Linked DNA regions of Mus musculus: region 2 is linked to region 1. A link is a contact called in ENCODE Hi-C or POLR2A ChIA-PET data. All regions are on one chromosome and are shown on one strand. Each heading gives the region's core, a stretch centred on a gene start or an enhancer-like site at or near the end of the contact. The rest is flanking DNA. Distances are from core to core; before and after follow the strand shown.

Region 1 (4,330 bases), core at 1,709-4,208:
TGGACCCATCTCTCCACCCCTGTGTACCTGCTGCCAGGGTTCCAGACCCTGCATCAGGGACCTCTGTGTGACTTAAGACCCACCAGAGGAACATACATATGGCAATGCTAAGGAGGAGTCTCTGTATGTAAAGAGCACCTGTTGTTCAATAAGATGTGACTCAATAGAAAAACAAGTGGTCATGAACAAAATATCAGACAGAAAAGGAAAAACAAGTGGCTCTTTGCACAAATGCTGTGTCAGACAAAAGGAAACTAAAACTGTTACGCTACCTCTGACACCTGTGAGTACAAAGTCTAGGAAGTGTGTGTGTGTGTGTGTGTGTGTGTGTTAGCGCTACCTGTGCACACACAGAACATGTCAGGAGGGAGGGACAGCAAAGGCCTCTAGGTTGCCACACTCCACACTCCTGAGTTCCAGACACCCAGCCCTCTACAGGGGACACAGATGGGAAATGAAAGACATTGCTGCCATGCACCAGTGCTGGGAACAGACCCAGAGCCCCACATGTGAGAGTGCTCACCACTAAGCCACAGCAGGAGCCCTGGCCAGAACATGCCATTCTCTGTCTCAGTTCCAGGAGGAGAGGTGCACACCTGATCCCTTTCTTTTGTGTGTGCCAGGGCCAGAGACTGAAGTCAGACTGTTTCTCAGTTGACTTTCACCTCACTTTTTAAAGCAGGGTCTCCAACAGGTACCCAGCTCCCTGCTTGGCCAGGCTGCCTCTGGGATCCTGCCTCCCAAGGGCTGGGATTGCAGACATGAACCTCCACACCTGGCCTACGACTGGCTTTTACACAGTTTCTTGAGGTTCGAACTCAGATCCCAGCGCCTATGTGGGAGGTGATGGAGCCAGCTCCCAGCCCTGCGGGGCCTCTCTGTCCTCTAACTGCAGACCCTGTCCTGGCCTTGCTCTTACAGACAGCTCTCGGGGCAGCTCCTGCTTGATCCTCTGCAGCAGGGAGTGCGTGGGCTTCTTGGAGCAGAGCAGGGTCAGCTGTACACTGTGGTCCCCACGGAGGACAAGGCCCTTGGCCAGAATGCCAACCCGCACCACACCCTTCAGCATCCTCGGTGGTGGGGACGCCAGGGTGCTACGGAGACAAAGAGGCAGAATGTGTCAGGAGGGAGGGACAGCATAGGCTCCCAGGTCCTGAGTTCCAGGGACCTGGCCCCTCTACAGGGGACACAGATGGGAAATGAAACACACTGCTGCCACCCCCATACCCATCCTGCAGCCCACACAAGCAACCTGATCCTTGAGAGGCCAGACACCTACTTACAGTCTATCCAGCTATTTATGTGTGGTTGACCTATCTCTCTGTCTGTCTGTCTATCTATCTATCTATTTACCTGTGTATCATCTCTATATCTGAAGCAAGGGCTTACTGTCCAGCCCAGGTTAACCTCCCTCACAGTGATCCTCCTGTTTCAGCTTCCTGAGTACTGGGATTACCAAACCCAACACACAGGGAAATAGGGTAAGAGGGACTTTGTCACAAGTCTGGCAGAGGAATTTGAGACAAACCAGTAGGACAGAGCCCTGAGGCACTAACCCGTGCTGGCTGCTCTCTTCCGCCAGGGTGTCTGACACCAGTCTGAGTGCTCGTTCTGTGTGGGACACAGCTGTCTGGATGGCCTGCAGCTCTTCTTCCGTGGGGTAGATGGAGGCATGCTTACACATGACATGACGGTCGTCGCTGCTCTCCGGCCGACGCCCTGACTGTGGGGAGAGCTACCCTCATCAGGGGTGGGCTGGGACAAGACATCCCGGCAGGACTTCGGAGAGTGCTGAAGGGCCAGACAGGCTCTAGGGAGCATTGGCTGGCCATTGGCTGAGCAGCCCCCATAGGGAAACACGTGCAGGGGATTTGGGTCTGGGGGGGGGCTCTCCTGTGGCACATTTTTCCATTTCCAGGCCAGAGGCTAAGAGCCATACAGTGTGTGTCCTCCTCAAGCGAGAGGCCAGCCTTAGGTCCCTGCTCAGCCTATGAGGACAGACACTTCTTGAAGGCTGCAGGGAGCCACAGTGTGAGACAGACATGCTATGCTGGACCCACAGCACTGGGTAGTCTCAGGGTCCTCTGCCCTCTGAGGGGGTCCCAAGGCCTGATGGGGACTGGGTGTCCTACATGTTACAACAGCACCCACCTGGCGCCGTGCAGTGGCCATCCCTGGTCTGGTGGTGGGAGCTGGCAATGCCCATGCAGGAAGCCCTGGTAGCTGCTCCTCAACCTGGGGCTGTGGAGTCTCCTCAGGCTGCCTGCTGTGTTCTTCTTGCTGCCTGTGGGGACCAGATAGGGACACGGGGCTCTGGATGCCAGAGGCCTGGGAACATCAGAGTTAAGGGGTCATGAGGGCATCAGAGGTCAGGGGACATGGGAATATCAGAGGTCAGGGGTCATGGGGGCATCAGAAATCAGGGGACATGGGAATATCAGAGGTCAGGGATCATGGGGCATCAGAGGTCAGGGGACACGGGGACATCAGGAACATGGGGACATCAGAGATCAGGGGACATGGGGACATCAGAGGTCAGGGGTCATGGGGCATCAGAGGTCAGGGGACATGGGAATATCAGAGGCATGGTATCAGATGTCAGGGGACATGGGGACATCAGGAACATGGGGATATCAGAGGTTGGGGACATGAGGACATCAGAGGACAGGGGACATGGTAGCATTAGAGGTCACGGGATACAGAGACGGTAGGGAATGTCAGATGTTGAAGAAGGGTGTGAGGAGGCCAGGAGGGAACACCATGGTCACCTTAGCTCAGAGTCCCAGCGCCGTGTATCCTCCAGCTGTGTCTGTACCTGCTGCCAGTGCCTCTGTAGCCTCTTGGCCAGCACCCTCTGAATGGGGCCGCTGGGCCGGGCAGCTACTGGAAGTGTAGGATCCACTTTCTTCTGCAAAGGTAAAGCCAGCCAGATGGGCAGCCAGCTCGTGGGCAGAGAGAAGCCCCAATTAACACCCGCTGTTCTTACAGATTCATGGGCCCCACCACAGTGGCAGTAGGGAGAAGTGGGCTGAGGGGACAGCAGGCTGCATGTAGCCCACAGCAGTCAAAATGGGTCACTTTGGGGAAATGTCCTGCCCAGGCTCTGGGGGTGGCTTTACATGACCAAGACTGTCTAGGTTGTAGGCCACTCATGTTCATTCAGAGTGCAGGGGCCCAAGCACCAGGCGGGGTCATGAGTGTTGTTCCCCAAGGACAGCCACCAAAACACTCAGCCAGTAAGGAGGGTCAGCAACCAAACACAAAGCAGGGTGGGCTCCTGAGTGTCGGTGGCTTTGTGCATCTGCAGGGTCTCTGGCAGGACCAGAGGGGGAAACTCCTTCCAGTGAGTAGCAAAGCTACGAATAATGTCTGCCCGCTCACCCACCTATCTCTATACACACGCCTCACTCCCCACCTATCCATGCAGCCCTCTGTATCCCCTCTCAAGCCTTTCTTCCTGTTCCTCTCTTCACCAGCCGCTTCCCCCACACTGGTAGCCCTGGCCGGCCTCTGGCACCCCTGCTGGACACACTCTGTACTGCAGACGGTGCCGGCGTCCAGTCAGGTGCATGTCTCTGGCGTTCCGGTCATTGAAGCTGCATTCGCAGAGCTTGCATCGGAAGCGGATCACCTTCCCCTCATCACTACACACCTAGGACAGGACACGAACGTGACTCGGCTTCCTGCCGGCCAGCCCTGATGACCTGGAGGGTGCTGGACAGCAAGACACCCAGGACAACGAGCCTCCCCATGGCACTAGCAGGGGTGTGTCATCCCAGAGAAGTGGCTTTGAAAGCACAGGGAATGCCCCTGACCTGTCCCTTCAGCCTCTCAACCCCACCCCAGGGGCAAAGAGCCACCCGACACCTTGTATGCTACCAGGAACTCTCTTTGTCCCCATGACCAAGTAGCAGGCCACCGCAGCTGGCTCTAGCTGGTGAGCACTGCCCTAGACAAAGTGCAAGGGACAAAAAGACATGGCTAGGGGACCGCCACCTATCTTCTGCACACACCCACACAGGGGTCACCTGCACACACCAATGGAAGTACCATCCCTGTGTTGCTGGGGCAGTGGCCATGGAGCCAGCTGTGAATAGAGAGCTTATGAGTGGCGACTCCCTACCCTGGGTGTTTGTGCAGCAGCCAGCCACCCTGGTGCAGGCACAGTAAGTACTGCCCAAGGACCCTCGGGCTGGCATTCATAAACCAGGACTTAGGGTAGGCAGGTCCAGTTTGACTCTCCCAGGCAAAGCCGGCCAAGGTATGAAGCCATCTGAGGTAGACAGAGCTTGGCTCTCTGGTGCCAAACTGGAACAGTGGGCCCTCAGGC
Region 2 (4,310 bases), core at 941-3,440, 98 kb before region 1:
GAACCTTCTCTGTGCCTGGTCTCCGGCCCTCTTACACCCACCACTCACTCCACATTCTTGGACATTTTCCACCATGGAGGTTGTACAGTGTGGCTTTTTATGCCTGCTTCTCTCAGTGAGCATCACTGACACTATGGGGCATGTCCTCTTCACGGCTGAGTAATATTCCATGTGCCCCAGGCTGTGGTAAGTCACTCTGGCGTGGCAGTCTGTGCCTGTCTGCTTCCTGTTTGACCATCCACATCGACCTCCCCCCACCCCTGCCCTGCCCCAGGGCAGGAGCTGTGGGATGTGGCAGATAACTGTGGAAGATACCTCTGGCTCAAACTTGAAGAGCCCTGCCAAGGGACTCTGTTTAATTAATGAGATAGAATATCTTGTAAAACTTCCCAATCCAGCACACATATGCTGTGCCAAGGAATTGTATCCCCCCAAATGTGCTCCTGTCCTCACCCCAGAACCCCCAGGCATGGCCTTATTGGGAATCAGGAGGAAAACAGTGAGATTAACTTGAGTGAGGTCATGTTGGGGTAGAGTGGGCACTATGCCAGCAGCGAGTATCATTTTGAGAACAGGAAAGTTAACACAGGCCTAGGAGCGGGCTTAGTGACAACAGAGGCAGAAACTGCACAACAGGCCTGTGGGCCAAGGCCAGTCAAGGACTGCCAGAGTCGAAGACAGCCTCCCACAGCCCCGGGAGAGAGGGGAGCACCTCCACTTATCAACTGAGGAAGGATTAAGTTCATCTGAGTTTTGTTTTGTGACAATGTCTCATGTAGCCAAGGCTAGCCTGGAATTCACTGTGTGTCAAGGATGACCTTGATCCTCCACGTCCCCAGGTAGGGGTGTCCTTATGCCCAGATCTCTCTCTCTCTCTGAATACTCTCTCTGTATGTACACCTGCATGCCAGAAGAGGGCATCAGATCCAATTATAGTTGGAGGTGAGTTACTGGCCAGTGCTTTTAACCACTGAACCATCCCTCCAGTTTCCGTTGTTGGTCCTCTTTTAAGTCACCTACGTTGTGACACTCTGTCGTGGGAATCTAGAAGACACAAACAGCCTCAGATGTTCATTGACCCCTGCACACCCCACTTCACCCACCACATACCTGGGGATCCCTGAAAAAGTAGCATTTTATAGTGGTTTGGTCATCCTTCCTTCCTTTCTTTCTTTCTTTCTTTCTTTCTTTCTTTCTTTCTTTCTTTCTTTCTTTCTTTCTTTCTTTCTTTCTTTCTAGATTTATTTATTTATTTATTTATTTATTTATTTATTTTACATATGTGAGTACACTGTTGCTCTCTTCAGAGAAACACACCAGAAGAGGGCGTCAGATCTCATTACAGATGGTTGTGAGCCACCATGCGATTGCTGGGAATTGAACTCAGGACCTCTGGAAGAGCAGTCAGTGCTCTTAACCGCTGGGCCATCTCTCCAGCCCTGGTCTTCATTTCTTAACAAAAATTCTTTTTGCCAGGAGAGTGGGCTGAGTTGAGAGAGGATTCTCTGTATAGCCCTAGCTGTCCTGGAACTCGCTCTGTAGACCAGGCTAGCCTTGAACTCAGAGAGCCACCTGCCTCTACCTTCCCAGTGCTTGGACTAAAGGTGTGCACTCTCACTGCCTGGCTATCGACAATTATTTTTCCAGGGGTAGTGCACACAACTTTAATTCCATCATTGGGGAGTCTGACGCCAGAGGATCAGGAGGAGGTTAGGGTCACCCTTGGGTACATAGTGAGTTCCAGGCCAACCTGGGCTACATGAGATTCTGTCTCAAAAACAAAACAAAAATTATTAAGGGAGAGATTTGGAGGTAGGGGCCGCAGGTGGTCTTTAAAATAAACAGGTGAGCAGGAACTCACTGGGAGCTCTGGGGACTGAGCCCCAGAGGAGAGCCCAGCTTGTGCAAGAGCCCTGAGGCAGGGTGGACCCTGAGGTAGGGCAAGGAAGGAGGCACGCGAGGCCAGATAGACAGAGGGACAAGGCACGGAGTTCACAGACAGGGTCGGGGGCTGCGGGAAGACCGCTGACATGGACGGTGGGCTGTGTGCGGAGCGGAGGAGGGAGAAGGGGAGGACGGGCGGGGCTCCCCGGGAGGCCAAGACTGGACGCAGCACCCACAGCCCGGGGCCTCCCCCTGTTGTTCGCGAGTCCCGGGGGAGGGCGCGGCTGGCCCCGGCGGGCGGTTTCACCTTCCCCCGGGCGGCTCGGGTTCCCGGATCCGCTTACGCCCGGCTCCGCTGTCGCGGGACCTCCGGCGGGAGGCTCAGGACGCGGCGGACCCCACGCACCATGGACAGTGCTGCGCCCCGCGAGCCCGGGGCCACCGAGCCCCCCGCCCGCGCGCGCCCGCGCCTAGTGTTCCGCACGCAGCTGGCGCACGGCAGTCCGACCGGCAGGATCGAGGGCTTCACCAATGTCCGCGAGCTTTACGCCAAGATCGCCGAGGCCTTCGGCATCGCTCCTACCGAGGTGAGGGTGGACCGCGGACACCACCCAGGATCCTGTCTGCACTCCACGCGAAAGACAGGATCAGACCCTGGGAGTGGGGTTCCCATAGCCGCCGAGGACCCGACCCAGGTGTCAGGAGCCCATGAATGGCTAATGGGTGGCAATCAGCTCAGTGGGTAGAGCAGTCACCTAGGGTTTGGAAAGCCAGTTTCCATCCCCGACACAGGATAAAGCAGGTGTAGTGATGTAAAGTCTGTTATTCCGATTCTGGGAAGGTGGAGGCAGGAGGATTGAGAGTTAAGCTGGTCATCCTCAGATACATAGGAAACTAGAGGGTCAGCCTGAGCTACATGAGGCCTTATATAAAATAAAATCACTTTTAATTTTTTTCAACTCAATTATTTCTACTATTCCCTTTCAGTTGTTTGTTTTCTTTCTTTTAATTTTGTTTTTCTAAGACAGGCAGTCTCATCATGTAGCCCTGGCCGGTCTGGAACTAGCTCTGTAGACCAGTCTGATTTCAAATTCACAGAAATCTACCTGCTGCAGCCTCTAGAGAGCTGGGATTAAAGGTGTGGGCCACCCACTTAGTGTGGGTTTGATTTATTATATGTAGGGGCACCAGAGTGGGCACCACGGTGGAGGTTGGGCAACAGTTTGCAAGGGGTTAGTACTCTCCTTCCACATGCAGCCCTTGAGAATCAAACAGGTTCAGGACTTGGCAGACTGGCCACAAGCCCCTCCCACTCCCTCCCTCCCTCCTGACTCCAGCCTTCTTGTCCATTTTCTTTTCTTTTCTTTTTTTAAAGATTTAGTTATTTATTATACGTAAGGACACTGTGTAGCTGTCTCAGACACTTTAGAAGAGGGCATCAGATCTTGTTACAGATGGTTGTGAGCCACCATGTGGTTGCTGGGATTTGAACTCAGGACCTTCAGAAAAGCAGATGGTGCTCTTAACCGCTGAGCTCTAGCCCTCTTGTCCGTTTTCATTCCATTGCTTGTTCGTCTAATTAAGATAATATTTCGCTTTGTAGCTCAGGCTGGCCTGAAATTCATTCTGTAACCCAAGCTGGCTTCTAACTTCCAGCATTTCCCTTGCCTTGGCTTCCCGACTTCTGGGCTTACACTCCCGATTCAGGATGCTTGGCTTTTTTATTTTTTATTTTTGGGAAGCCTGAGACTCTCAGTCATCCTTCTGCCTCAGCTTCCTAAGTTCCTGCTTAGGAACAGACAGACCTAAAGCACACCCACAGTCTTGCCAGCCCACTTGGTCACCGGTGAGCAGTTAGAGGCTGGGGGCAGCTGCTGTTTCCTGCGGGCCACGGGTGCATCTGGCCTCCAGGGGGCGCCCGCAGAAGGATGTGCACAGAATCGACTTTTGTCCATGGCTCAATCTGGGTCCCTCTCTTATCCGAACAGATCCTATTCTGCACCCTCAACAGTCACAAAGTGGACATGCAAAAGTTGCTGGGGGGACAGATTGGGCTGGAAGACTTCATCTTTGCACATGTGCGTGGAGAGACCAAAGAAGTGGAGGTCACCAAAACGGAGGATGCTCTAGGACTGACCATCACAGACAACGGAGCCGGATACGCCTTCATCAAGGTGCCTGTGGGTGTGTGTGAACTGGGTGATCAATGGCCTTGTCGAGTCCTAAGAAGACTCTGGGGACCCCAGGGAGGGTGGCCCCGGGCAGACTAGTCACGAGTGATTGTCATTTCCCATAGAGAATCAAGGAAGGCAGCATTATCAACCGGATTGAGGCTGTGTGCGTGGGGGATAGCATTGAGGCCATCAATGACCACTCTATTGTGGGCTGCCGGCACTACGAGGTGGCTAAAATGCTCCGGGAGCTGC

The links. Hi-C counts contacts between places; a loop is a spot of excess contacts on that map. ChIA-PET counts read pairs that join two places held with the same protein, here RNA polymerase II (POLR2A).
Region 2: a map of heart shows a loop between it and region 1 (2.3-fold over the local background). The contact joins the promoter of Gipc3 here to the enhancer-like site in region 1. A Hi-C loop is called at or near these places in 1 of 37 maps with a recorded cell type or tissue (heart). POLR2A ChIA-PET finds 5 or more read pairs at or near these places in 1 of 5 experiments (embryonic stem cell).

Annotation. Positions count from the first base shown.
Region 1 is chr10:81,243,983-81,248,312 of GRCm38, reverse strand. It overlaps Zfr2 (zinc finger RNA binding protein 2), which reads right to left. Exons shown (of 18, transcript NM_001034895.3): 8 at 3,533-3,652; 9 at 2,769-2,908; 10 at 2,152-2,284; 11 at 1,557-1,723; 12 at 920-1,094. Among named protein-coding and RNA genes, the nearest start is that of Matk, 11 kb to the left of the region's middle. Within about 2 kb of position 2,958, at least 1 of the 3 ENCODE cell types and tissues checked has a DNase peak (open chromatin) inside an H3K27ac peak, as active enhancers do.
Region 2 is chr10:81,341,239-81,345,548 of GRCm38, reverse strand. Gipc3 (GIPC PDZ domain containing family, member 3) reads left to right here and starts at 2,190. Exons shown (of 6, transcript NM_148951.2): 1 at 2,190-2,471; 2 at 3,873-4,058; 3 at 4,181-4,310. The coding sequence starts at 2,292.